7 separate regions of the Homo sapiens genome follow, and regions 1, 2, 4, 5, 6 and 7 are each linked to region 3. Evidence: read pairs that join two places in POLR2A ChIA-PET (ENCODE). Cell type or tissue: CD4-positive, alpha-beta T cell. All regions are shown on one strand.

The links. Peaks named below come from ENCODE experiments on the same cell type or tissue, not always from the same donor. Only the 100,000 strongest peaks of a DNase experiment are listed, where the experiment ranks them.
Region 1: POLR2A ChIA-PET joins it to region 3 with 27 read pairs; 14 of 35 experiments call an interaction of 5 or more read pairs at or near these places.
Region 2: POLR2A ChIA-PET joins it to region 3 with 13 read pairs; 13 of 35 experiments call an interaction of 5 or more read pairs at or near these places.
Region 4: POLR2A ChIA-PET joins it to region 3 with 19 read pairs; 13 of 35 experiments call an interaction of 5 or more read pairs at or near these places.
Region 5: POLR2A ChIA-PET joins it to region 3 with 16 read pairs; 24 of 35 experiments call an interaction of 5 or more read pairs at or near these places.
Region 6: POLR2A ChIA-PET joins it to region 3 with 33 read pairs; 13 of 35 experiments call an interaction of 5 or more read pairs at or near these places.
Region 7: POLR2A ChIA-PET joins it to region 3 with 47 read pairs; 15 of 35 experiments call an interaction of 5 or more read pairs at or near these places.

Annotation. Positions count from the first base shown.
Region 1 is chr16:27,202,185-27,206,184 of GRCh38, reverse strand. It overlaps KDM8 (lysine demethylase 8), which reads right to left and starts at 2,659. Exons shown (of 8, transcript NM_024773.3): 1 at 2,549-2,659. RefSeq lists an enhancer at 2,455-2,614. In CD4-positive, alpha-beta T cell, no CTCF peak of the experiment used is centred here; a DNase peak (open chromatin) is centred at 2,344; H3K4me3 peaks cover 1,908 bases; H3K27ac peaks cover 1,866 bases.
Region 2 is chr16:27,449,559-27,453,558 of GRCh38, reverse strand. It overlaps IL21R (interleukin 21 receptor), which reads right to left. Exons shown (of 9, transcript NM_181078.3): 9 at 1,517-4,000. IL21R-AS1 (IL21R antisense RNA 1) reads left to right here and starts at 166. Exons shown (of 3, transcript NR_037158.1): 1 at 166-462; 2 at 637-816; 3 at 3,753-4,000. RefSeq lists enhancers at 659-758, 2,794-2,943, 3,284-3,333, 3,354-3,513, 3,174-4,000. In CD4-positive, alpha-beta T cell, no CTCF peak of the experiment used is centred here; DNase peaks (open chromatin) are centred at 2,478 and 3,478; H3K4me3 peaks cover 385 bases.
Region 3 is chr16:27,365,513-27,369,512 of GRCh38, reverse strand. No RefSeq gene overlaps it. Among named protein-coding and RNA genes, the nearest start is that of IL21R, 35 kb to the left of the region's middle. RefSeq lists enhancers at 1,713-1,792, 1,823-1,882, 3,256-4,000. In CD4-positive, alpha-beta T cell, a CTCF peak has its summit at 1,203 (motif pointing right); DNase peaks (open chromatin) are centred at 1,322, 1,732 and 2,532; H3K4me3 peaks cover 1,274 bases; H3K27ac peaks cover 3,803 bases.
Region 4 is chr16:27,171,814-27,175,813 of GRCh38, reverse strand. LINC02129 (long intergenic non-protein coding RNA 2129) reads left to right here. Exons shown (of 4, transcript NR_170200.1): 2 at 3,835-3,984. Among named protein-coding and RNA genes, the nearest start is that of LINC02129, 2.8 kb to the left of the region's middle. In CD4-positive, alpha-beta T cell, a CTCF peak has its summit at 1,463; DNase peaks (open chromatin) are centred at 1,563 and 2,858; H3K27ac peaks cover 2,209 bases.
Region 5 is chr16:27,228,980-27,232,979 of GRCh38, reverse strand. All of the region lies in intron 5 of NSMCE1 (NSE1 component of SMC5/6 complex), which reads left to right. Among named protein-coding and RNA genes, the nearest start is that of KDM8, 27 kb to the right of the region's middle. RefSeq lists a silencer at 511-560 and an enhancer at 741-840. In CD4-positive, alpha-beta T cell, CTCF peaks have their summits at 2,049 and 2,251 (motif pointing left); DNase peaks (open chromatin) are centred at 39, 569 and 2,109; H3K4me3 peaks cover 2,449 bases; H3K27ac peaks cover 2,580 bases.
Region 6 is chr16:27,178,160-27,182,159 of GRCh38, reverse strand. No RefSeq gene overlaps it. Among named protein-coding and RNA genes, the nearest start is that of LINC02129, 3.6 kb to the right of the region's middle. In CD4-positive, alpha-beta T cell, CTCF peaks have their summits at 2,323 and 2,523 (motif pointing left); a DNase peak (open chromatin) is centred at 2,459; H3K27ac peaks cover 337 bases.
Region 7 is chr16:27,194,598-27,198,597 of GRCh38, reverse strand. No RefSeq gene overlaps it. Among named protein-coding and RNA genes, the nearest start is that of KDM8, 6.9 kb to the left of the region's middle. In CD4-positive, alpha-beta T cell, no CTCF peak of the experiment used is centred here; a DNase peak (open chromatin) is centred at 2,437; H3K27ac peaks cover 1,241 bases.

The sequences.
Region 1 (4,000 bases), 160 kb after region 3:
AAGAAGAAAAAAGATGTGTGAAGCAGTCTTTGAGAGTGGTGCCACAGACTGGCCTTCGAGAGCTCTACATAAAAGGGTTTATTGGGAGTTGTACAGATAGCCTTCTAGTGGCCAGGTATAGGTGGGTCATCCAAACCAAGATGCTATTAATATTTATGTCTGCATCAGTAAAAAACTGGTGTTATTCTAGGCAAACTGACACCTACCGTAACCCAAATGTGGGCCATATCAAAAAGCCTGAGTGGCCTCGTATCTTCACTTTACAAATCAGTCTCCCAGAGCTCAACAGGTATTGGCCTTCAAAGACCTCTTGTTGATCACAGAAGGTTTTTTTATTTTTATTTTTTTTGAGACAGAGTCTTTCTGTCACTCAGGCTGGAGTGCAATGGTGCGATCCCGCCTCACTGCAACCTCTGCCTCTCAAGTTCAAGCAATTCTCCTGCCTCTGCCTTCTGAGTAGCTGGGATTACAGGTGCCCGCCACTGTGCCTGGCTAGTTTTTCTATTTTTAGTAGAGACGGGGTTTCACTCTGTTGCCCAGGCTGGTTTTGAACTCCTGACCTCAGGGTGATCTGCTTGGCTTCCCAAAGTGCTCAGATTACAGGTGTGAGCCGCCACGCCCGGCCCAGAGAAGGCTTTATTTATTTTTGTGGGGAGGGGGGCGGTCAGGTATAGAAACAGCTTGAGTGGGCTTATGTCCTGGCTTTGTGAACTGGCCTCATAACCTGGAACAGCTTTCAGGGGGAGATCAAGTGTGGGTTGCATAAAACAGCTTTTGAGTGGACTTGATTCAGCCCCTAAATGCTCCTTACATAAAGTCTTGTCTGCTGGTGTATGAAATGATCTTGCAAAGAAGGTCAGAATATAGGCTGTTATGTGCTAACCTCTGAGTGGTTTTTCTCCTGGATTTATAAATAAGACTAAAATGAATCTTATAAAAGCCTTCTTGTTGGTCGTACTAAACAAAAAGGAGCCAAGTATAACCTGTATAAAACAGCCGGAATAGACTCAGGCCTGGACTTTATAAATTCACCATCCAGGCAGAATTCACTATGCAAACTGGCAAAGTAGGTCCCTGGTAGGTTATGGGATATATCCCTCTTGGAAGCCACTGCCCTGTCATCCTAGGATTCTCTCAAATTATTTTTATTATTTTTTTTGAGACGGAGTCTCGCTCTGTCACCCAGGCTGGAGTGCACTGGCCCAATCTTGGCTCACTGCAACCTCCGCTTCCCAGGTTCAAGCAATTCTCCTGCCTCAGCCGCCCAAGCAGCTGTGATTACAGATGTGCACCACCACACTCAGCTAATTTTTTATTTTTAGTAGAGACGGGGTTGCGCCATGTTGGTCAGGCTGGTCTTGTGAACTCCTGACCTGAAGTGATCGGCCTGTCTCGGCCTCCCAAAGGGCTGGGATTACAGGTGTGAGGCACCGCGCCCAGCCTTAAATTATTTTTAAACATCAACTCCTCTAAAGCACCTCCCTGAGTATTCTTTAAGGTGGCTGGGTGGAATGGCCTCTCCGAGAGCCTCACTGTGATTTGCAGAGGGTCTCAGGGTGGGCACTCTGCAAGCACCATGCTGGTCATGAGAAAGCCTCCCAAAAGGGGCTTCCAGGACAGATCAGCCTACACCTAGCTTTCTGGGAACAGGCGGTCCAGTTCTCTAATCTCCTCAATGTTATTATGGCAGTATTCCACAAAAATTGTGCAAAAACAAGAGCTTCGTAAAACTTCCCAGGAAAGTTTGGAACATTTTCCAGAAAGCTTTAATTCATGGCACAGGGATCCCTTTGGCTCTCTAAGGGGCACACAGTCTTGTGTTTGGGTCGTCCGTGTGGCCCCAACGCCTGCGCACCTCCTGTCCCCGGGCTTGCTCCCGAGTCCTCCTGAGCACGGCGATTCCTACCGTTGCCGGGAAACGCACCGATGCCCATCGTTAAGTCCTACCGAGCTACAAGCACCTTTCCTTAGGGCAGTCACACACCCAGGCCCCAGAGGGTCCCCCGTACCCCGCACTGGCCTTGAGCCCCGAGGCCTCAGACCCCCTTCCCTCCTCAGCGCCTTCCCCGGGGCTGCATTTCTCGCGGCTCATATTTGGGACCTGACGGCGGAATCGTTTCCAGCCTGCCTTGCGGCCCAGGGGCAGCGGCTGGTTGCCTAAAAGCAGCGGACACACATATAGCAGAGTATAAAACCCGCGCAGGCGCACTAGGCCTACACCAACGCGACGCCAAGAACCGCTAAAGCGCACAGCAGCCCGCCGTAAGGGCCTGCCCTCACGCATGCGCAAAACCACTGCCAAGAGACGAGCATACGCACGCGCGGAACCTTTCCCTTTATCCTCCCGCAGGGCAGGCCGGCGACGAGCTAAATTGCATTCTCAGAGCGCATGCGGCAACTCGAGCCACCCTCGGGGTTTTCCAAGGCGCACGCGCGAGGCCGGGCTTGGCTGCTTCACATGACGCCTGCGCGGTCTATGCCTCTGAACCCGGCCTCTCCACTTCTGAGGAACTGGAGCTGACTCCGCTCTCGAGTTGCTCAGACTAACCTCTCTTCAGCTGGGACGGTGTCGAGTCGCCTTTGGGCTGGCGAAGACTCGTTGCGTTTGGTCCGACCACTCGGCTGTGTCCCCTGAGGAGCCAGAGGCTAGCATAGGAGTATCGATCGCTCACCGCTCGTCTGATCACGACGCAGTGCCTGGAGGAGCGCCGAGTGATCGATGCCGTGGCCCCGCCCCACTGCTGTTTAAAAGGCCGGGGGATGGAGAAGACAGAAAGGCTTGGCTGTATCCTCTGGGTCCTTCCACGCTAGTGATACCGCTTTTTCCTCTGCACAGATAACAACTTCGTACAAGGCTGTTTGCATCCACCATTTAATCTCTGCAGCTAGGATTATTAGTTCTCCCTATTTTACAGAGAGCGAAACTGAGGCTCAGTGATTAAAGTGGCCACATACTTGTACTTTTGGAAAGTCAGATCCACAATTACCCACGAGCAAGTGCTGCATCCACAGTCTGTTCGAGTGAGAAGGCAAGTGGCCAGGGGACACACTCCTGCCACCTTTGCTTTGATGCCGAGTGGTGCGTGGTCACTGGGACTTTTGTGTTTTGAGCACACACTCCTGTGGACTCCAAGTATGCACGCCTTTTGCAGCATTGCACAGAGGCATGGAAAGTTATGTTCGTACTGAGCTTGGGGTCTGAGTAGGAAACAGGCTTGCTCAGGATCAGTTCATAGATTAGTGGATTCTAGGTACGGTGCTAAAATACTTTAAAAATATGAGGATCGTAGCTATTGTAATGATCATGCTCATCCCCATTTTAGGGAGTGTATTAGTCCGCTTTCATGCTGCTGATAAAGACATACCCGAGACTGGGCAATTTACAAACAAAAAGGTTTAATGGATTCACAGTTCCACATGGCTGGGGAGGCCTCAAAATCATGGTGGAAGGTGAAAGGCACGTTTTACATGGTGGAAGACGAGATAATGAGAACCAAGTGAAAAGGGAAACCGCTTATAAAACCATCAGATCTCATGAGTCATATTCACTACCAGGAGAACAGTATGAGGGGAACCTCCCCTATCATTCAGTTATCTCCTACTGGGCCCTTCCGCAACACGGAATTATGGGAGCTACAATTCAAGATGAGATTTGGGTGGGGACACAGCCAAACCATATCAGGGAGGGAGCAAGTAAAGCACAGAAAGATCTCCTAACCCACCAGGCTCACTGGGATGCTGGTGTTTGAACTCAGCAGCCACAGGTTTAGAATCCTCATGGTTATGTGCTACACTAAGTTTCCACCCTTGAGTAGTGACAATGTTGAATTTTCCCTGAGTCTTGTGTCCCCGGAAAAAAGTAAAAAGGAATTGCTCTCACCCTTTTGTGTTGTGGAAAAAAGTTTACTGCAAAGAATCACCCCCCACCCCCACAAGAGAATTTAGATAAGACTCCAAGACACCACCCCCATTGTTTACCTGTGAGAGCAGGTAAACAGGA
Region 2 (4,000 bases), 84 kb before region 3:
CTATCACAAGTGAACTGAAACTTCAGTCCGTATCTCCTTGCTCAAGGACCCAGGTGCCCAGGCAGATGGAGCAGTCACCATCATCATCTGTCTCTGTGACAGAGGAAAAACACCCCAGGGGGTGTGGTAGCCATCTGAAAAATGCTCTGCCCAGAAGTGAGACTTATCACTTCTGCTCACAACTGCCCAGTCCCAGCCAGTCACATGGCCCCATCTGGCTACAGAGGGTCAGGATGTACAATCCTGCCATGTGCCCAGCATATGGTGAACAGCATAATGACTTCCATACTCATGTATCTAAACGGTCCAGGAGAAACGTGGTTTCAGGCATGGCTGGATCCGGGATCTCAAGAGCTATTACCATCTCTCAGCTCTGCTTTCTTGTGTGTTTCTTGCTGCCCCTCCCAGTACCCTCCTTACAGCTTAGTAATCCCAGCAGAAAGAGAGCATGGACCAGCTAGGGTATGTCTGTCCCTAAACTGTACTGTTGCCAGGGGGAAGAAATGTCCTACTGGGCAGGCCTGGTTCACATAGCCACTCCCAGAGCTGGGGTCAGCCACGTCTCCAAACTGCTGCACAGGCAGATGCAGCAGGCACCCACGGCGTCTGCTAAACCTTCCTCACCTCTTGATCTAGGTACGTTCCAGCAGAGCAAGGTGAAAAAGAGCTGAAAGTGGCATCAGAAGCCCAGAGTTCTGGTTCCAGCTCCGACCACTCATTCAGTGTGTGACCTCAGGCAGGTCACCAGCCTGAGCTGTGCCTTCATTTCATCTGTCAGACGGATGACTCTGCCCCTCAGAGCTTGCAGACGGCAAGGTGAGGAATGCGGCAGCTGGGAAAGTGACGTTGCTATCGGTCCCCCTTCCTCTTCAGTGAGTCTTGTCAGCAATTCTGGCCTGGTCTTTGGAGGGCGAGGAGCGCCTGTCCCACTTGCTCCTGACCCTTGGTCGTACCTCCAGGCCTTTGTCCAAGCTCTTCCCTCTGCCCCAAATAGCTGGTACATGTAACAACGCCTATTCATTTTTCCTTTTTTTTTTTTTTTATGAGACGTAGTCTCGCTCTGTCACCCAGGCTGGAGTGCAGTGGTGTGATCTCTGCTCGCTGCAACCTCCATCTCTCAGATTCTCCTGCCTCAGCCTCCTGAGTAGCTGGGGTTACAGGCACCCGCCACCGCACCCAGCTAATTTTTGTATTTTTAGTAGAGACTGGGTTTCACCACGTTGCCCAGGCTGGTCTCAAACTCCTGACCTCTAATGATCTGCCCGCCTCGGCCTCCCAAAGTGCTAGGATTACAGTCATGAGCCACCACTCCCAGCCTCCTATTCATTTTTCGAAGTCCAACCAACACCACCTCCTCCCTGAAGCCCCCTACTCCTCTTGATGTTCTCTCTGGGCTACCATCGGTGAGCTGGGACTCACTCATACCAGCCAGGAGGGCAGATTGTGCATATCTCTTCCCAACTCTGTGTTTAGACTCAAATCAGGAGCATGAAATTACACCATGGAAATAAGCAAATGCTACAAATCAGGCTTTATTGAGTGCCTACTATGTGCCAGGCTGGGACTAAAGGCAGTGAACAAAATAGAGTTGCTGGCCTGGTATAACTTGTGTTTTATCTTTATCTTTGTTTCCAGTATGCATTTATCTCTGTCTATCCAACCAATCATTCTTCCTTCAAGCTTTTTATTAAAGCCATTAAGAGTAATATCAAAGACTTTTGCACCAACTTAATACCATCTTCCTATCCACCCACACATCCATCCATCCTCCATCCACCCTCCTACCTACTAATCCCTCCTTTCAGGTGAGCCAGCTCTTGTCTCCAACTTTTATTTTTAAGAGACAGGGTCTTGATCTGTGACCCAGGCTGGAGTGCAACGGTGTAATCACAGCTCACTGCAGCCTCAAATTCCTGGGCTCCAGCGATCCTCCCACCTTAGCCTCCCGAGTAGCTGGGACTATAGGCAAGCACCACCACACCTGGCTAATTTTTTTAAAAAATAATAATTTTTGTAGAGATGGGGCCTTGCTATGTTGCCCAGGCTGGTCTCGAACTCCTGGCCTCAAGTGATCCACCTTCCTTGGCCTCCCAAAGTGCTGAGATCACAGGTGTGAGCCACTACGCCCGGCCCTCCAACTTTGCTCCTCTGTGTTTATAAGCTGAGTTCCCTTCAAAGGTGGGATTCTGAGGAGCCTCATCTGCCCCAGTCCAGAGTCCCCCAATCTGGCCTCAGGCCTTCCCCAACCATCTGTGTTCCCCTCCGCCACCCAGCAAGCTCTGGGTGCAGGAGAGCTGTGCTGCTTTCCTGGGAGCCTGTGGCTCAGGTGGCACCCACAGGTGGCTCCTGGAACCTGTTGCCCCCAAGAAGGTGTGAAAACCACAGCACATCTGGACCCAAGAGTCCCTAGGGTGCAGGTGCACGGGGTGTTGAGGGCTGCGCCTGCTCCGTGCAGAAGCTGTGTTTCCACTCTTGTGCTCCCATCCAAGTCTCACACCCCCCGATCCCAGGCTCACAGTCCCACTCTTATAACCATCAGTGTTCTAGAACCTTCCAGCCTCCTGCCAGGCACCGAGGACTCTCATGCATTCTCTCAGCTACCTCTCCCAACCACCCCACTTCACAGATGAGTCACGAAGGAACCTTCCGCAGGACTGACCTGTGCTGACTTCCAACCCGACCCTGTTGCAAAAGCATGGGTGAGCTAGAGCTGGCTCCTCCAGCACAGCCCTGCAGCCTGCAGTCTGACCTTTGGGGAGGAAGACGGGGCCGGGCCAGGGTGGCCCCAGCTCTACTAAAAATACAAAAATTAGCCAGGCGTGGTGGTGTGTGCCTGTAATTCCAGCTACTCTGGGGCTGACGCAGGAAATCGCTTGAACCCGGGAGACAGAGGTTGCAGAGAGCCGAGATCGCACCACTGCATTCCAGCCTGGGCGACGAGAGTGAGACTCTGTCTCAAAAGAAAAAAAAAAAAAAGAAAAAGAAAATGTTGCTAAGAAATATTTTCTTAGCTTCTTAATTCACATTTCAACAGGTTCTCTGACAAATCATTGACAAACAACTTGACCTCCCTTCAATTCTCCAGGATGAACAAATAAGACAGGATTTATTGGCAGGATTGAATTGGGGCAGGGTAGGGGGCCCAGCAGGATGTGTGGCCGGAGCACACTGCATAGTTCCAACCTGCAGCCCCCTCCATGAGTGCCACGGGGGGTGGGTCCCATGAGCCATGGCCTGCTACGTAATTGGTGTTTAATAAATATCTCTTGGGTGCATAAAGGGAATTTTTAAAAACTTAGTAGCAGAAGTTAGAAAAAGAAATCTTGGTTGGTGGGGAGCTGTTTCCAAGAGACGAAACGGACTGATTTTAAGCCTGGAAACCCCCCCGAGTGGCCCTCTGCAGGCGGGACGGCCCCGCGGGTGCCCAGGCTGTCGCTGACGATTGATGTTCTCACCCCCGCCCGCCTCGGCTCTGGCCGCAGAAGGAAGGAAGCTGACGTTTATTGAGGGTCTGCTCTGGGCTGCGTACCGTACACGGGTGACATCGCCAATTTCCCCCAGGTGTGTCATGCCTTCCCCACTGTCTGGATAAGGAAACTCTAGCCCAGAGAGGGGAGGCGACTTGGCTCAGGTAGCACAGCCAGAAGGTATCAGAGTCGGGATTCAGACCTTCGTCCAGGGGCCGCCCAAAAAATTGCCATTCCCGAGGTCACCATGGGCTCACTCCATCCCCTTTCGCTTCCTGTTGGCAGGTGATAAGGAACAATATGGACTTCTTGCAGCTCCTGGAGGCAGACGCTGGAGGGCTGGGCTCCGCCTCAGTCACAGGCAATGCCCTGATCCCACAAAGCCCCGGAGATGCTGTGGACCAACTTGCAACACAAGACCCTAGGAGGGAGGACGGCTGTTGTCATCTGTTGACCACAAACACGTTTACTGTGCACACTTGTGCACATGGGTGAGCTCCGTGAGTCCAGACATGCACAGGGCAGGTGAATGC
Region 3 (4,000 bases):
AACACACAGAAGTGGCACAAACAGATACAAACACAAGTGGGTTGAATGATGGGATTGGGACAATTTTTTGTCCTGGATTACTGTTGCTCCATTCTGCCCTTTTTGTAATAAAGTCAAATTAAATTTAGAATGTCATTATTTCCTCTAATTATGTTTTATACCCTCACCTCCCACAAAATCCACAGACATATTCAGTGTAATATTAAGGATAATGTTAGCAGACTAGGCATGGTGGCTCACATCTGTAATCCTAGCACTTTGGGAGGCCGAGGTGGATGGATTGCTTGAACCCTAGGAGTCTGGGACTAGCCTAGGCAACATAGTGATTCCCTGTCTCTACAAAAAATTAAAAAACAAATTAGCCAGGCTTAGTGGTGTGTGCACCTGTGGTCACAGCTACTTGAGAGGCTGAAGTGGGAGAATCACATGAGCCCAGGTGTTCAAGGCTGCAGTGAGCCGGGATTGGGCCACTGCGCTCCAGCCTGGGTGACAGAGAAAGACCCTGTCTCAAAAAAAAAAAAAAAAGAAGAAGAAGAAGAATGTTAGCAAATACTTTTAAGGCATTAACTATTTGCAGGCATAGTTCTTTTTTTTTGAGACAGAGTCCCACTTGTTGCCCAGGCTGGAGTGCAGTGGCACAATCTCCGCTTGCTGCAACCTCTGCCTCCTGGGTTCAGGCAATTCTCCTGCCTCATCCTCCCGAGTAGCTGGGATTACAGGCACCCGCCACCATGTCTGGCTGATTTTTGTATTTTTAATAGAGACAGGGTTTCACCATGTTGGCCAGGCTGGTCTCAAACGCCTACCTCAGGCAATCTGCCCACCTTGGCCTCCCATAGTGCTGGGATTACAGGCGTGAGCCACTGTGCCCAGCCGCAGGCATAGTTCTAAGGACCTCACAGGTACTAACATATTTAATTCTCACAATAGCTACATGAGGCAGATATTATAATGATTCCCATTTTACAGATAACGAATCAAGCACAGAGAGGTTACACGCTGGCCTGGCGCCACACAGCATATCTAATGGACATTAGGCTCTTTTGTCTGGTGCTGGGGGAATTTCTGGAAAATGCAGAGATGGAAGAGAGGTGGGATCGGGGCAGGGCGGGTGGGGAATCTCCCAGGCCAAGTTTTCTGGGCACGGCCTGGACCTGGAGCTGCTGGGATGGAGCAGGTGCTGATGCTGATGTGGTCACCAGAGGGCAGCAGGGACCAGGGAGCTGACTTCCTCTTCACACCCCCTCCACCCGGGGCGGTGCCCCTGACTTGTCAATAAACGTCGTGGAAACAGGTGGGATTTGGTGGAAGAACTGACACGGTCCCGCCACCATCACAGGCAAGTTAAGCTTGAGAGCAGCCTGGTGTCACCTGGCCTCCACCCACCACGTCATCTGCTGCTCACCCCACCACTGTGGCGTGCAGAGTACTGCTCTTGTGTGCCTTTTACCAAGGAGGAAATTTAGGCCCAGAGTGGGCAAACACTTTTCCCATGGTCACACAGCTTGGAATTGGAAAGGCTGGACCTAACCAGGCAGGGTGAGCGCAGAGCCCTTGTTCCTCTGAGTCTCTGTTCTGAGCTGGAACCAGGGAAGATGATGAGCCCATGGTATATACAGGGCGGTTAGCTAGGACTCTGGTTTGAAGCCTGGCTATGCCACTCGGTAACAGCACATCGTGGGCAAGTCCCATGCAGCCTCATCGGCTGCCGGGAGGATCCAGTGACGTCAGGCCTCCCTCGTGGTGGGAGCTCAAACACTTGCTGGGTTTTTTGTTTTTTCGGTGTTTTGCTTTTTGTTTTTTAATTAATAACTTTCGTGGGAAAAATAAAGTCAGAAAGGTTGTTCAACCGGATGTTCACGGAGATACTACGCCTTCAAAAACAAGCGCTCATTTCGTGATCGCCCACACAGTGCCAGATGCTGGGGCGGGGATGGGATTTCCGGTGGTTTTTCTTCACTTTCCTCTTTATATCTTCAGGCTTTCTCTGAATAGGAAAAGGTCTGCACGTGCTGATAGAGTAATCAGAAAAATGCAATAAGCCACTTTTTGTAAAAAAAAAAAAAAAATTCAGATGCACTCACTGCCTTCCTCCCCCCTTTCCCCCTCCCCTCATCCCCCACAAATTCTGTGTAAAGGCAGGGCTGAGGGAGTACCCCCAAATCAACATCTCTGAAAGCTCCCCCGCAGGGGCCCAGGCCACTCAGCCCACTCTGGCGCTGCTACCCAGGGGCGTCCCCTCCTGCCCTCTGGTCCAGCCCCGGAGGCTGAAACTCCCGCAGCCGGCATCTCACTGGGCCTATGACCCTGGACTTTTCCTACTTCCTGCAGGGTGGGGGCCAGCCTGAGTTGGGCCCACCTGATCCACCAGGTCTTCTCATCCCTCTGTAGCTTCCCAAAGCCCAGCCAGTTCAGTAATAGTTGCTGAGGCCAACAACTTGGATTTCTTTTGCCTAAGATCCTTTGTTGGGCTCCCAGTCCCATTGCATCTCTAGCAGTCAAATATATTTTCTATTTGCTGCCTAATTTTTAAATTAGATTTCTCTGAGACAATGCTCAGGCAAAGTGGATTCGAGCCGACATCTGCGTAGGTGTCAGGATGACATAAGCTGATATATCACGGCGGCTGGGAGCTCTTAGGTCAGACCCGGGTTCAAATCCTGGCTCCAGGATTTCCTAGCTGTGTGGTTCTAGGCTAATCCTCAACCTCTCTGGACCTGTTTCCTTATCTGTAAAATTGGGATAATCATTGAGCCTCCCAACTAGAGCTGTTTGGAGACGTAAATGACACAGTGGCTGGACGGCACTTAGCATATTGCTTGGCCCTAAACAGATAACTATTTTTATTTAAAATTATATTTTATTATAAAGAGCTTTTGGAGGCAAGAAGTCCAGAAGGCTAGTTCAGGCTCTGCCATTCTCTGGGTGACTTTGGGCAAGTCCCTTTTCCTCTCTAAAACTGTTTCTCCATCTGTAAACTGTGTGATTTGGGCAGCTAAAGGGATTGATTTTGGCTTAGAACAAGGTTTTTTTTGTTTTTTTTTTTTTTTCCTGAGACAGGGTCTCACTCTGTCATCCAAGCTGGAGTGCAATGGCACAATCTCAGCTCACTGCAACCTCCGCGTCCCAGGTTGAAGCAATTCTACCAACTCAGCCTCCCAAGTAGCTGAGATTACAGGCACCCACCACCACACCCGGCTAATTTTTTATTTTTTGGTAGAGATAGGGTTTCACCATATTGGCCAGGCTGGTCTTGAACTCCTCACCTCAAGTGATACACCCGCCTCAGCCTCCCAAATTGCTGGGATTACAGCCATGAGCCATCATGCCTGGCGCAAGGAGGTGTTTCTAACAAACATCAGGCTGCATGTGAGGTAGAGAGCTCCCCATCATTTCCAGTGTAGTATGTAGGCTCCTAGAGCAGGAAGGAATCTAAAATGGCCAAGCCCCTCAAGTGTGAAATCAGGGCAGCTACTCAGAGAAGCAAAAGTGATACAGACATAGGAGCTTCAGGTTCCCAGCCTTCCCATCTAAGGCCCACACCATCCCTCTGCCTGCCTCGGATGTGAAGCGCAGATCACTACAGAGAGCCTGGGTGATGGAGACACTGTCTGGATTCCACTATAGATCTGTTGCTAACTAGCTGTGTGACCTTGGCAGTGTATCATCAGCCACTGTTGGTGTCCTGTTCCTGTCTTCTTGGTGTGCCAGAGTCTCTCAACACCTCCAACTCTCAGTTGAAGAATTTTTTTTTTCCTGGAGTAGCTGGAAGTGCTGGAGAATTAATGCTCCTGGAAGCAGCTCTCAGCCAATGACAGATGGGAGCTGGTGGACAAATACCCCAGCTCCCTCTCCTTTGCAGGCATAACTGGGCATGTGCCATGCATGGTCTTCCAGAGATCCCCGGCAGGTAAGCATCAGTTACTCATGCTGGTAATCTGTTGAATAACTCACCCTTTTGTCAGAGGTTTATTTAAACTGGAGCTTTGAAGAGGGGCTG
Region 4 (4,000 bases), 190 kb after region 3:
GAATGGAAAAACCTGAGGACAGTAAGGTGAACATTGTCAATCAGGCTCCCATACTCTAGGCGTGGGAAGCTAAGTTAGAGGTGACAGGGGACCCTGAAGGTGGAGTTTTAAGACTATTGCTGCTGCTTTTGGCTGTGTGACCTTGGTGTTGTGCCAGACTTCAATTGATTTCAGTAAGGATGGCACCGTGTTCAAGAGGCCCAAGGGCTGGGTGCGGTGGCTTGCATGCTAATCCTAGCATGTTGGGAGGCCAAGGTGGGCGGATCACTTGAGGTCAGGAGTTCAAGACCAGCCTGGCCAACATGGTGAAACCCGGTCTCTATTAAAAATACAAAAATTAGCTGGGTGTGTTGGCGGGCACCTCTCATCCCCGCTACTCAGAAGGCTGAGGCAGGAGAATGGCTTGAACCTGGGAGGCGAAGTTGCAGTGAGCCGAGATCTTGCCACTGCACTCCAGCCTGGGCGACAGAGTGAGATTCCGTCTCAAAAAAATAAAATAAAATAAAAAGAGGCTGAAGAAGAGAACTGGAACCAGCAAACAAGATATAGGGTTTATTAAGGGGACTTACATACTGGGCAGTCCAGTAGTGGCGGGCTAGACAGGAGAACCACTACCATTTGTAAAAAGCTTGCAGATTATATAGTATTTCCACTTAGCACTCTAGCAATTTCACTTAGTGCACTAGCACCCCTAACAGCCTCCTCCTGACAACCTTCATTTAACCCAAAACAAAGAGCCTCCATCCCCTGTATGGCCTATGTTTCATGGGATGGGCTGGGTTTCAGATGTTCCTCGTAGATAAGGAATGAATCTGCACGTTGGCCACTCCCAGATTCCTTAGCGTGGAACTCTGAACACACATTCTTCTTAGACCATAGCGTCATTCTCAGGGTATTGCTCCAGTTAAGCGCTTGCTCTCAGGTGCATCTGCTGAATCGCTTCTCTTCTGAGCCTTGGTTTATTGTAATACCAAGATGATAAGACCCATCTTGTCAGATTATCTGTGAGGATGAAATAAAATACCACAGCCTGGCCAGAGCAGGTATATGATAGTGAAGGTTTAATCAGAATTAAAATCTAGGTCCAAGGCTTTCACCCGTGACTGCGCATTTGAATCACCTGGTGAGATTTTAAAAATGACCAATGTCAGGTCCCCACCCTAAGAGGGTCTGATTCACTTTCATGGAGTAAGGTCAGAACACAAGCACTTTATAAAAATCTCCCAGGTCATTTTAATATGCAGCCCTGCCTGAGAACCACCTGATCTATGACATTGACCTTCAACCAGAATGGACCAATTAATATCTCCTCCTTACTTGAGGAGTGATGGGGTCCAGGGTCTGGAATCTGGGGGAGGATTTTAGGGTTGGACTGAGGCTGAGGTTGACCTTGAGCCCCTTCCTGGGTCGCCTCCTGCCCATCTCTTTCCATTCACCAGAAGCTGAATGAGACAGAAGAGATAATATACTCCATCCGTTGCGCCCCTCCTCAGCCAGGCGCGGGAGGGCAGGTGGATCCGTCTGCAGGCAGGAAAGAGCTGATGCATTTCAACCGCATCCTGTGTAATGAAGGCCAGCTCTTTATCAGCCTGCCTGGCCCTGGATTTTTATCTCTGCCATCTGCTTTGCCTAGAGTGGCAGGTGCCAAAGCTTACAAATAGCCCCAGCCTGTACTTTCGTGTAGAACAGCAAAGCATCATAATTTCTGGGCTATTACCAGGTGGAACAACTTCTGCCAGCTAAGGTGACATGTGGCAGTTGGCATTTGAACAGGTTGCTTTGCAGGACCAGCAAGAGACAGTAACTGCCACCTCAGGGCTATGACTTTCAGAGAGAGAAGAAATGCCACAAGCTGATGACATTGGTTACTCACTTGATGTTGCCCTCCAGATGAACGGAGAGGCTGGGATCTGCAGCAGCGGGCTGGGCAGGGGGCAATTTATTTATTTAACAGAACCTTTACTCATGCCAGGCACAATTCTAAGTGCTTTTCAAATTATTATTATTTTGTTAGGACAAGGTCTTGCTCTGTCTGCCAGATTGAAGAAACTCCTGGGCTCAAGCAATCCTCCATCCTCAGCCTCCTAGTAGCTGGGACTACAGGGTGCGCCACCACCTGGCTAATTTTTTAATATTTTATAGAGACAGGGGTCTTGCCGTGTTGCCCAGGCTGGTCTTGAACTCCTAAGCTCAAGTGATTCTCTCACCTTGGCCTCCCAAAGTGCTGCGATTACAGGCATGAGCCACCATGCCGGGTCGCTTTTCAAATTTTAACTCAGTTAAATCCCCACCACAACCCTATGAGGTTAGAACTGTTATTATCTCCATTTTAACATGGGGAAACTGAGACAAAAGGGCTAAGTAAATTACTCGAGAGCCCACAGCTGGGCAGTGGCAGAGCTGAGGTTCAGATCCAGGTGGTCTGGCTTCAGGGTCACTGCCTTGTGCCTGGGGGCACCAAGAGCAACCCTCAACCCCACTCTTGGCAGGTTGAGGCTTGTGTGTAAATGGAGGTTCACATACCCTGTGTGCAATATTTACAAGTTATATATCAAGCTAACAACACTATGACATGAAATCCGTTCTGTCCTCCTGCCCTGAGAAATCTCTCTTCATAGTGACCTGAAAGGCCAGGTTTGCATCAGGTCTTTTCTGACTTCCCTGGGTTCTGTGCTAGGATGTGGGGGTCTGGGGGGAGCCGCCCAGTGTCCTCCAAGGTGTGGGGACCCTCTTGCCTGGATTTACAAGCTGTATTAGGTGAGGGACAGGGAAAAATCAGCACAGCACCTAGGTTTGTGGCTTAGGCAGGTTTTAGCCCAAACTCATGGTCCTTTGTGGAGTTCCCCTCCCCTAAGATTGAGTTACTTGCCATTTTTTTTTTTTTTTTTGAGACAGAGCCTTGCTTTGTCACTGTCAGCCAGGCTGGGGTACAGTGGTGTGATCTCGGCTCACTGCAGCCTCTGACTCCCAGGTTCAAGTGATTCTTCTGCCCCAGCCTCCCAAGTACCTGGGACTGCAGGCACGCACCACCATGCCCAGCTAATTTTTGTATTTTTAGTAGAGACAGGGTTTCACCATATTGGCCAGGCTGGTCTTGAACTCCTGACCTCGTGATCCACCTGCCTCGGCCTCTCAAAGTGCTGGGATTACAGGGGTGAGCCACTGTGCCCAGCCCGAGTTACGTGCCTTTTTATCTTCACCCTCAAGACTCTGCTTGTGGAGGTTAATTATAGACAGACATTTCCACTGACTCTGTGACCCCAGCTAGTCTCTAGGCCTCCTCAAGCCTCAATATGCTCACCTGTATAATGGGGCCACTTATAACTTCTTCCTTCCTATCTCTTAGTGAGTGAGAGGATGTATTAATACATAAAGTGTGCATGGCAGGGACTCCTGTGCATTCACCAAAGTCCCTTTCCTTTTCCTCCTGGGTACATAATCTATATTTTCCAGCCCACGTTGCTGTCATATGTGGCTATGTGACCAAGTTCTGGCCAGCAGAATGCAGGCGTGAGTAATGTCATTACTTCCAGACTTGATCTACTGAAACCTTCCCCACGAGTCCCCTTCTACTCTTCCCCTGACTGCTGGCTGGATGTGAGGATTCGGCAGAAGACTCTAATACCCAAGACAGGGTTGGCACACTATGGTGCATGAGCTAGATTCTGCCTGTGGTCTGATTTCATAAGTAAAGTTCTACTGGAACACAGCCACATCCATTCATTTGTGTATTCCCTGTTGGTGCATTTGTGCCGTAAGGGCAGAGTACACTCACTGTGTCAGAGACCCTGTGACCTACAAAGGCAAAAACTTCTATTATCTGGCTCTTTATAGAACAGTTTGCTGATGCTTGCCCTCAAAGATGGCAGATCCACAGATAGAAGGAGCCTGGTTTGTGAGTAGCAGCATCGGAAGCTCAACATGGATGGCTGCTGGGAATCTCCACGTGGGACTCTTCATAAGGGAGAAATCAACAGTTAGCACGTAAATCTTTGACATT
Region 5 (4,000 bases), 140 kb after region 3:
AGCCTGGTTCACTTTTTCAAGTGAATAACAGTTTTTTCTCCAAAATCGTACTTGTAGCCAACTGATGTCTGAGGAGCCCGGCCTTCTCGGATCCCTTATCTGCTTTCATGCATTCCAGCAGTGACCCCGTGGGGAGGACTTGGGCCTCACTCCTCCTGCCTCCCACTCCCCGTTCACCCAGATGATGTGTTCAGGATGCCACAGCCAGAATGGCAGAGCCAGGAGCCGCGCCCAGGGACTTGGGCCCCAGGATCAAGGCTCTAGCCCACAGACTGCAAGGCAGGGCAGTTCCGTGGCTGAGAGTGTGGCTCTAACATCTAACCCGGGTCTGAACCCTGAGCCAGGTGACCTCATGTTCCTTGTAAGAGGGGAGTCGTTGTTTCCCCTTCGGGGCTGGGTGTGTCAGGAGCGGGAATGGGACCTCACAGTAATGTGCTCGGTGCTAGGCTGGCTGGCTCGCGGGGGAGGCGGCAGAGGAATTGGTGACATTACCACTGTTGTTTTTGTCAGCAGTGAGTTCCTCAGGGCCAGTGCTTAGAAGAGGCATAGACCTGCTTCAGGAAAGGAGCTGTGACATCTGGGACAGGCCCCACTGCAGCTCCAGTTTCTAGATGTTGCCCCCACCCCCACGTCTAGTCCTGCTGAATGGAGCAGAACAAATGTTTCAGTTCTTTTTCCACAAAAGGCACCCCTGTTTTCAACAGCTCAGTGTTTGCCGAGTTGACCACAGCTGTGCCTCCCAGGTGCTTGTGCCCATGTGTGTTGAGGACGCACTCACGCCGGGTCCCCGCTTCCTCACTTGGTGGTCGGACTCGTGGCCAGAGGCTGCTGCTTGTGGCTGCAGCGATTCTCCGCTTCCTTTTCAGGAAGGCTCGCGTCTGGGTTGGGGAAGTCTGTGTTCTGAGTTACTGATTTCTATTTAGGGTGGGCCTGTCCCAGGAACCTGACCCGAATTCAGTTCCTGGGGTACCTGATGGGAAGACAGGGTGGAGAGGTCATGGGGTGAGGGCAGGGCTGGGAGCTCCTGGTGAGTGCAGGATCTGCTGGGCGCGTTCCCGTATGTCATGTCTTGGAGGCTGTCTGCTGCCCTGCAGTGGCTCCATAGCTTAGTTTTTAGCTGACAGCTCAGGGGTCTGGATGACGTCGGACACCCTGAGAGTGGCAGGGCCGAGTTCAGGCCCCGGTTTGGGGACTGCAGCTCCCATCAATGGCTTTGTCACAGTTGTTCTTGCCCTCCAGGCTGTATTTGGCACTAGGGAATGTTCTAGGGCTACTCAGGTTATAACTGACCATTCTCGCTTGTGGTGCAGCCCCTCTTCAGGCCAATTTTTTTTTTTTTTTTAAGATGGAGTTTTGCTCTTGTTGCCCAGGCTGGAGTGCAATGGTGCAATCTTGGCTCACCGCAACCTCAACCTCCCGGATTCAAGCGATTCTCCTGCCTCAGCCTCCCAAGTAGCTGGAATCACAAGCATGCGCCATCACACCCGGCTAATTTTTCTATTTTTAGTAGAGACGGGGTTCCTCCATGTTGACCAGGCTGGTCTCGAACTCCTGACCTCAGGTGATCCGCCTGCCTCAGCCTCCCAAAGTGCTGGGATGACAGGCGTGAGCCAGCGTGCCCGGCCACAGGCCAAGTTTTTTAAGGGTAGGGGTTATGACCTCTTCATGGCTGGTCCCCATTGCAGAATGTAGTGCCTGGCACCTCAACTGCTCAATAAATGCTTGCTGAATGGATGACTGGACAGGTGGATGAGGTTGCAGAGGAACAGCATTTAAAACTTACAAAAAATGTTACAGGAAATATCTGCTCATTACAGGAGGATTAGAACATGTTGAGATGCATAAAGAAACCCACTGAAGTCACCTGTTATCCCAGACCCTAGAGCCGAGTGCCCCAACATCCCAGTACACAACACTTTGCACCCTGCTTTGCACCCAAGAGCACCATGCCTAGCACATGCTGCCACCATTGTGCATGGCTTGCAGGGCGTGCCCCCAGCTTTATGGTTTGACTTGCCCTTTGTCTGCCCTTGGTGTCTGGAGAGGGCGGTGGTGGATAGGAGAGGCCCCGCCCTGGAGTCTGTGGCGGTGAGCTGTGGCTGCAGGCGCTTGTACTCTGTGCCTTTCTCAGTTCGGTGGCAGTGCTGGCACCACCTTCTGCAGGGCGCCTCTGAGCTCGAGGGAGGGTGGACAGAGGATCCGGGAGCTGCCACCTGCAGGAGCGCTGCAGAAGTAGCAGGGGGCCCTCAGCACTGGCGCTGGGCAGTAGCCCTAGAGAGGCTTCTTGTTGACTGCCTGGCCTGCTGGGGCCCTCAGGAGGACGAAGGAACGAAGCTAATGTGGCAGGGGCTGTGTGGTGAGACTCCTCCAGGTTCCTCCGCTGCCTGTGGTGAGCAGCTTCTCGTTGCGGAGACTGTTTCCTCATCTGCAGGATGGGGACATTGCCAGCTCCAGGTGTTTTCTGTGAGGGTCCAGTGCTCTCTGACCTACATGGCCTGGTAAGGGTTGCCTTGAGGTCTGCGGCACTCTGGAGGAATCACTGAGAACCGGGGCGGGTGCTCACTTACCCAGGACAGGTCTTCCTAGGGCAGCACCTCGATCAGAGAGACCACATGTCAGTGTCTGATCCTTGGCCTCTCAGACACAGGGCTTCCCACAGAAATAGCCAGGGGCCCACTGACAAGGCCCTTCCAGGTGGGTATATCACCCCAAGGACACGTCACTCCTGGACAGCCAGTCCTGTGTGAGACTGGCCCGGCATGGAGGTGCTGAGGCAGCTGTCCGTCCAGGAGAAGGCCCAGGGGTGGTAGGTGGTTGGGGTCAGCGGGGAGGCCTCTGAGAGCAAGCGCGGCTCATGGGAGCTGGGCGTCTGCTGATCGGCGCACCTCCATACACCCCAGGACTGCTCCCTACACGAGGTCCTGACTTCCAAGTGTTGTGGCGAGGCGCCTGGGAGATCACCTGGGCTGTCGTCGTCTTTGAGGGCTAGGGCATCCCTCCTGCCCCTCCCCTGATGGGCCCTCAGAGGACTGAGTGGGTCATGAATGGTGAGCCTTGGGTGCAGTTTCAGGCACATAGCAGGTGTTCAGTAAATGCAGCTTGGCTGGGTGCAGTGGCTCAAACCTGTAATTCCAGCATTTTGGGAGGCCAAGGCGGGTAGATCACTTGAAGTCAGGAGTTTGAGACCAGCCTGGCCGATATGGTGAAACCCTGTCTCTACTAAAAATATAAAAAAGTTAGCTGGGTGTGGTGGCGGGCATCTGTAATCCCAGGTACTCGGGAAGCTGAGGCAGAAGAATCGCTTGAACCCTGGAAGCAGAGGTTGCAGTGAGCTGAGATCGTGCCATTGCATGATCTAGCCTGGGCAACAAGAGCGAAACTCTGTCTCAAATAAATAAATAAAAAATAAATGCAGCTCCTGCCTCAGTCTGAGCTTGAACTTGCTTAGTGTCAGGCATTCCTTTGGGATCAGTGCAAGGTCTACTTCATCTTCCCGTGGGTGTTTATCACAGGCCTGCCAAGTGCTGGGCCCCACAGCAGGTGCTGCGGACACAGGAGTGAGCACAGCCAGAGCTGGTGGCCGCTCCCATGGGGCCATGGTCTGGAGGGGGAGCCCGAGATCAGTGAGACGGTCATCTCACTGCAGTCCTGGTACAGATGGAAAGGAAACATGGCTTTATGACAGCTGTCCCAGAGGAACCGGCCCTCAGCTGCTGAGGAAGTGACACTTGAGCTGAAGGCTGTGTGGGAGTTGCCTGGAGCCTGGGGTGGGAGGATCATCAGCCCGGCAGTGGCCCTGTGGCCAGCAGGTGCACTCAAGAAGCTAAGGCCAGGGCCATCTGAGCACAAAGATTGCGAGGCGAGCAGACGGAGGGCAGCCCGGGAGATACGCGTATTAGGGGCTTGGCTCTTGGACCTAAGGGTGGTGGGAAGCCCTGGGGTGGGGGTGAGTTGGGAGTGACAGGGCCAGGCTTGTTCGGTAGCGAGTGCGTTGCTGGAG
Region 6 (4,000 bases), 190 kb after region 3:
GTGTGCCTAGGACAGCAAGGAGGACAAGCAGGACTTCATTCTGGATTTAGGTTTCTAGAAACCATAAGGTGGGCAAAAACTTTGCCACCTGCTTCTGAGACTCACAAAAAAGATAACAAATGAGTCTGATTTGATGTCATAAACAGGTTGAAGAGGCAAAGGAAGGCTGAACAAGGGAGAAAGTGAGAAGCAGGTAGGGGACAGAGAGGGAAACTTGCCTGTCTTCTATGGCCTGGGGTCCTGGCCATCGGAGCCACACAGTGTGTCTGTACTTCTTCTCTCTCTCTGTCCTTGTCCATTTTCTCTTTTGGAATCTATTGTTAGTGAGCTCTGCCATTGTTTTTTCTGATTTCATTAAAATGCCACCAAGACACATGCTCTGCAGTATGCCACTTCAGTCTTAAGTGGGGCATTTTTGCTAGATGGATTGATTTTTTTAAATGACAGCATCTGTTTGCTTATACACATTTATTTATAATTCTTCCCCTGACAATCAGAGCAGGGGAATCGGTGAGCAGTAACCAGCTGTTGGGATTAGTGGGGAAGGGAGGCGGTGATTTGATCTGTGAAGGAGTACCAAAGCCCCGGCCAAAAGCAGTAAAAATGGAGCAGATGCCCCCAAATACACTAGCTCGGGGAGGGACGAGTAAATCACATGCGCTGCCAGCTGCAGCCCCACAGAGACACCAGATGAGCTGGGTGAGCTGGAGAAGCTCCTGAGAGTCAGGGGCTGTGTCTGGCCCTCCCTGGGACTTGAGGGGCTTGGTAGATGGGATGGAGGGCAGTGGAGTAGCGGAGAGTAGTGGACCTTGGTGAGCTGGACCCTCTGATGAGTCCCCATGTCGCTCAGGATGAAATCCAGAGAGCTCACCATGGTCTACAAGGCAATACCAATGTGGCCTCTGTTATTCCTCCACCCTCTATCCCTGCTCTCTGCTGCCTCTCCAGGTGTGCACCAGCAGCTCCACCTCCAGCTGCTTCTGGAACATGCCAGGTGCTCCCCCTCCTTGGGGTCCCTCAGGCTCTTCTCTCCTCATCCATCTTCCATTTCCATGGGGCTCACTCTTCAAATCCATGCTCAAATGTCACTTCTTAGAACTATTTCTTATAACCTCCCTCTCCAACCCACTGCCCTCTGGTCTCAATCTGTTTGTGCTGCTGTAACAAAATACCCCTGGCTGGGCAATTTATAAAGAATAGAAGTTTATTTTTCATGGTTCTGGAGGCTGGGAAGTCCAAGATCAAGGCGCTGGCAGATTCAGTGCCTGGTGAAGGCTCACTCTGATTCTAGACGGTGCCTTCTTACTATGTTCTTACATGGTGGAAGGGGACAAAAGGGGACGAATGCTCTGTCCTCACATAGCAAGAGAGGTGGGAGAGCCAGGCAGCTGTCTGAAGCCTCTTTTATGAGGGTATTACGGTAGCCCCCGCCTTATCCTAGGGGGATACTTTCCAAGACCCCCAGTGGATACCTAAAACCACGGATAGCACTGAAGCCTATATATACTACATTTTTTCCTATACATACATACTTGTGATGAAGTTTAATTTATAAATTAGGCACAGTAAAAGATTAACAACAATAACTAATAATAAGATAGAACAATTATAACACTATAGTGTAATAAAAATCCGATGAATATTTATTTCTGGAATTTTCCATTTAATATTTTGGGATGGTGGTTGACCACAGGGAGCTGAAACCGTGGATGGGGGCATTCACTACTGTAATCCCGTGCAAGAGGGTGGGACCCTCCTGATGTAATCCCCTCCTCCAGACCCTACCTTCTAATGCCATTACCTTGGGGGTTAGGTGTCAACATAGGAAGTTTGGGGGAACACATACATTCAAACCCTAGCACCTCCTCTCTTGTTTTCTTTTTCTCCCTAACAGAACCCTTCTAACAAAACACATAGATATTTTAAATGTTTGTTTTCTGTCTGTTCCATAGGAGCTTCATGATGGCAGGGGCCTTGTCTGTCTCGTTTGCCCCTGAACTGTACTTGCTGCATAGTAGATGCTCAGTAAATGTTTGCTGAATCAATGCAGAATTTTTCATTTGAGGGAACAAGTTGTCCCTTTTGACTCTCCCTATATGCAGCTCGGGGGTCACAGAAAGCCCAGGTCACTGAAGGGTTGCTCTCTGGGGCCATCAACCCTGTATTCCTGATCTCTGTAGCTCCCCAGGATCCAGCCCAATGCCTCATACGTAGTAGGCATTCAATAAATATTTGCTGAATAAAGAGATGAGTGAATGACACAAGTTGACACTCTACAATATTCAAGGCAAGAAACAAGGACTCGTCGCTGAATCCTTTTTTTCCATGCCCTCCATCAGCGGGTCCAACCAGCAGCATTTCCAAAATACGCCTTACAACTGAGCACTAGGCTCCAGTTCCTGCTTTAGTGTCAGGGTCTGAACCAACGCCACCTCCCGCCCAGACAACTCCCACAGCTCCTAACTGGGTCCCAGCTGCCGCTCTCGCGCCCCCTACAGTATACTCTCCACACTGCAGCCAGCATGATCTCATAAAACTATGAAATAATCAGTTCATGCCCTTTGCAGGCTCACCACCCTCCAAATGGCATTACATCAAAACCCAAACCCCCTACCATGACTGGCTGCTCCCTGCCTCACCTGCCGTCCCTCTCCCGTCTCGTGCTGGGCCTCCTTGCTCCCTTTGAAAATGCCTTGGGATCTTTGCACTTTCTGTTCCTGGAAGAGAGTCTGGGGTCCCAGGTGAGCTCTCAGAGCAGCAGAGAGCGTCTGCTTGGGAAGGAAGCAGAGGAACGGGCCTTCTCCCGGGTTGGTTGCATGGCTGGCTCCTTTATCCTTCAGGTTTCGGCTCAAATGTCACTTCCCAACCATCCCATCTAACCCAGTTCTCCCTCCATCTTCCCATCTCCACAGAGAGCCCCAGGACTCGGAGGAATGGCCTCAATCCTATCTGTGGTCCCGTGACCTAACTTCCCTGTGCTCTGTCCCCCTCCCTCCCCTCCTCCTATCTGCTTTTGTGCACAAAGCATCATAATGCTTTGATATATTATTTTATCTTTTTCGGTTGTTTTTCTTTCCTCTTGTTCTTCCTTTTCCTTCTCATCAAAACAGGCAGCTGTTGCCTCAGGGGAGGGATATAGCAGAAGGGGAACAAGAAATAGCTCATACATCTTTCTGGCTTTTCTTCTCTTTTAGGAGAATTTAGAGAGTCCTCAGAAGAACTAAGGGGTTGGAGGGGATTTGAGGTACCACCAAGGGTTTTGGAGCCACAGTGGGGAGAACAGAACTCCTCTCCCAGTTGCAGAGAGACTTCCTGTGGCTGGGGGAGAGAGAAGAGAGAGAGGGAGTAGTGGGATCCTGGGCTGTGGGTCTTGGGGTTGTGCTTCCTGGCACCTCCCTGGGGAGGAAGCAGGACCCTGGAGAAGAGGCTGCCTCCAAGCCCGGAAACCCTAACTCATCCCCACTTGAGCTGAATCCTGCTCACAGCCGTTTGGTTTGGCCCATGTAGTGTTTTAATTTTTTCTGATGGATTTCCAAAATTTAAAAGACTGAGGCTGGGTGTGGTGGCTCACACCTGTAATCCCAGCACTTTGGGAGGCTGAGGTGGGAGGATTGCTTGAGGCCAGGTGTTTGAGGCTAGCCTGGACAGCATAGCAAGACCCCCATCTCTACGAAAATAAAAAATTAGCCAGGCGTGGTGGCACTCATCTGTAGTCCCAGCTACTTAGGAGGCTGAGGCGGGAGAATCACTTGAGCCCAGTGAGCTATGATCATGCCACTGCACTCCAGCCTGGGCAACAGAGAAAGACCCTGTCTCAGAAAACCAAAACAACAACAACAACAACATCGAAAATAAAAGATAGATTATTTCAAATTTCTCTTGAAAGTTCAGATTTAGATTTGCAGCTTGTCTGGATAAAGAGATCTGGTAGCGCTAGGCCTGTGTTTCCAGAGGCACGCCTGTGAGCCTGGCACAAACATGATACGTCCCCACAGTCCCC
Region 7 (4,000 bases), 170 kb after region 3:
TAAGGACGGGCCTGTGACACAGCCTCAGGAGGTCCTGATGACATGTGCCGAAGGTGGTTGGGGCACAGCTTAGTTTTATCCATTCTAGGGAGACATGAGACATCAATCAATATGTGTGAGATGTACATTGGTTTGGTCTGGAAAGGCAGGACAACTCGAAGGAGGGAAGGGGCTTCCAGGTCATAGGTGGATAAGTGACAAATTGTTGCATTCTTTTGAGTTTCTGATTAGCCTTTCCAAAGGAATCCATCAGATATGCATTTCTCTCAGTGAGCGGAGGGGTGACTGTGAGTTCTGTCTGTCCTGAGTCCATAAGAAAATCCCTTGTGGACAAATTGTGAGGAGGTATGTAGCTTTTTTATCTTACTAGCCATCTTCTTTAGGAATGGAATAGGAGGCAGGTTTGCCCTAAGCCGTTCCCAGCTTGACTTTTCCCTTTGGCTTAGTGATTTTGGGATCCTGAGATTTATTTTCCTTTCACAGTATGATAACCGACCTCCCCAGGAGGTAGTGATGGTTAGATAAGGCAGTTAAATGTCTCAAGCTACACTCTCTGTTCTTCCCTCTGTCCCAGAATCTATTTATTCCAACCCTCCACTCACCTGCTGGTAATGGCACAGGCTGCCCTTCCGGTTCTGTGTCCAAGGACCCCTGTGGGCAGTGTGGAAATTCTTAAAATATAGGTTCTTGGGTACTGCTTCTGGATATTTCGATTCAGTAGTTCTGGAGTCAGGTCCAGCTACCAGCCAGCAGCCTGGCCAGGGTTTTGCATTTTCACTAGCTTTCCAGAAAACACAGAGGGAGATGGCACCCACATTTTTGGAAATGTAGCCGATGCCTGGAGAAGTGTTACCCAGACTATGTTACCCAGGCTGGTCTCAAACTCCTGGCTTCAAGTGGTCCCCCTGCCTCAGTCTCCCAAAGTGCCGGGATTACAGGAATGAGTTACGGCAGCTGACAGAGAATCTATTACTTGATGGGAGAGGCTTTAAGTCACATGTCAGAAGGCTTGGGTATGGATGAAGGATGATGTCAAATTTTGGTGCGATTTTTGCAGTGGACAAACACACAAATCCCTGCCCATGTTCTAGTGGCGGGAAACAGGAAATTAGAAAATTATGTGCATTGTTATATATATTATGACTCAAGCAGGGGAAGGGGGACAATGGTGCTATATGTGTGTGTGGTGAGGGCTGCTGGTTTGCATGGAGTGCTCAAATCCTCTCTGATAAGGTGACACCTGAGCTGCAACCTGAAGGAGGTGAGAGAGTAAGTCATATGGGGCCATGTGTGGGAAGACAGTTCCAGGCACAGGGAACAGCAGGTGTGCTGGGCATCTAAAGAAGGAGCACAGAGGTCATCGTGGTTGGTGGTGGGGAGCAAAAGCTGGGGAGTAGAAGCTGATGACGTCAGAGAGATAACTTGGGGGTAACTCTTGTAGGGCTTTACCGGATGTCGTTAGGATTTAGGCTTTTGTTATGGGTGAAATGGGAAGCCCTTGGAGGGTTTTGAACAGAAGAGTGACATGATCTGAGTTAGATTTTAGGAACTCACAGTCCTAGACAATTAAAGATGTAATATTAATAAATACACTGGGTGCAGCAGCTCACACCTGTTATTTCAGCACTGTGGGAGGCTGAAGTAGGAGGATTGCTTGAGGCTGGGATTTCGAGAACAGCCTGGGCAACATAGCAAGACCCTATCTCTACAAAGAAATTTTAAAAAGCCAGACATGATAGCACATGCCTGTAATCCCAGCACTTTGGGAGGCCGAGGCAGGTGGATCACTTGAGGTCGGGAGTTTGAGACCAGCCTGGCTAACATGGTGAAACCCTGTCTCTAACAAAAATTCGGCCAGGCACAGTGGCTCACACCTGTAATCTCAGCACTTTGGGAAGCCGAGGCAGGCAGATCAACTGAGGTTGGGAGTTCGAGACCAGCCTGACCAACAAGGAGAAACCCCGTGTCTACTAAAAATACAAAATTAGCCAGGCGTGATGGCGTATGCCTGTAATCCCAGCTACTCGGGAGGCTGAGGCAAGAGAATTGCTGAACCCAGGAGGCAGAGTCTGCAGTGAGCGGAGATGGCACCATTGCACTCCAGCCTGGGCAACAAGAGCGAAACTCCGTCTAAAAAAAAAAAAAAATTAGCTGGGCGTGGTGGCGCATGCCTGTAGTTCTAGCTACTCGAGTGGCTGAGGTGGGAGGATTGCTTGAGCCCTGAACTTCAAGGGAGGCTGCAGTGAGCAGTGGGCTATGATCATGCCACTGCACTCCAGCCAGGGCAACAGAGCAAGACCCTGACTCTAAAAAAAAAGAAATAATAAATAGCAATAACTGTGAGGAGTGTGTCATGTTAGGTGACATGTGGAGAACCACAGGCACATGTCACAGGTTCAGATCAAAGGTAAAGAAGGGTGTGGCAGTTTTAAAAAATGATTGCAAATGCTTTGATGCTCCTCCCTTTGAGTGGCAGGCTTGAGTAGGGTATGGCAGAGGTGACACTATGGGTTTTCTGAGGCTGGGTCATAGACAGCGATGCAGCTTCTGTTCGTTTGCTGGAGCACTCAGGAGCCTGGCACTCCCTCATAAGGAGTCTTCCCAGCCCAGGAGCTGGGCACTCACATGAATGAACCTTTGGAAGGTTCTAGCCCCAAGCCATATGCCTCTTCCCAGCTGAGCCCTAGACATCATAGAGCAGAGACAAGCTATCTCCTCTGTGCCATTTCCCAACCCTTAGAGTCTGCAAGCATAGTTTAATGGTTATTGTATCCTGCTAAGTTTTAAGACAGCACAGCAACAAATAACTGGAAAGGGGGTAATTCAGATACCTCGCCATGGAGGGGAGATTGTTCCAGGAAGAAAAAAACAGCTGGTCTGCTGGGGTGGAGGCAGGAGAGACTGTGGTGGTGATTTAGAGCAAAATTCCCCAAAGTCTGGATGCTCCTGCTGGTGGTACAAGGGGTGACTGGGAAGCATTTTCTTCCATGCCAAGTAGGCGTTGATGGATTGCTGTTGTCCAGTCATTACGTGAGGAATTTCAACCAAGTTTGCACATGTTCAGGCAATGACAACTATGTTACAATGGCCACCTAGTCTATAGTGATGACATGAAATCATTGTTTGCAAGGTGCATTCCAATTTCATATGTTAAAATGTGAAAAAAATGCCCCTGAAAATAGATAAGGAGGAGTAATACATAATATTAGGGGCTGGCAGAATATGGCAAGTATTGCAAAGGGGAAGATGGCTTGGGAGCGGGCACGTGGCAGGAAGCCAGGGAGATGGCTGGATGCAGATAGGCTTGCTCGACACCCCTGCACACTGCCCCATAGGCAGCAAGCACCAGACCCAGGTCTGGCAGCCTCCAGGCTTGTCCCAGTGCTTTTTGTATCTCCAATGCTCACCAGGATTCTTTTGAAAACCTGGACAGGACTGGAGCAGGGCAGGGTGAGGTTAGGGGAGTGATATGGTTTGGCTGGGTCTTCGCCACCAAATCTCATCTTGAATTATAATAATTCCCACATGTCAGGGATGGGGCCAGGGGGAGATAACTGAATCATGGTAGTGGTTTACTCCATACTGTTCTGATGGTAGTGAATAAGTCTCATGAGATCTGATGGTTTTATAAATGGGAGTTCCCCTGCACAAGCTGTTTTGCCTGCCACCATGTAAGATGTGCCTTTGCTCCTCATTTGCCCTCCGCCATGATTGTGAGGCCTCCTCAGCCATGTGGAACTGTGAGACAATTAAACCTCTTTCTTTTATAAATTACTGAGTCTCAGGTATGTTTTTATTAGCAGCATGAGAACAGACGAATACACGGAGGAAGCTTAAAGCTCTGGGCTGTCTTGAGGGGTGCTGTGGTTTGGATATGGTTTGTTCCCAGAGCTCATGTTGAAATTTGATGCCCAGTGTGGCCGTGTTGGGAGGGGGCCTAGTGAGAGGTGTTTGGGTTATGGGGGTGGATCCCTCATGAATGGCTTGGCGCTGTTCTCAT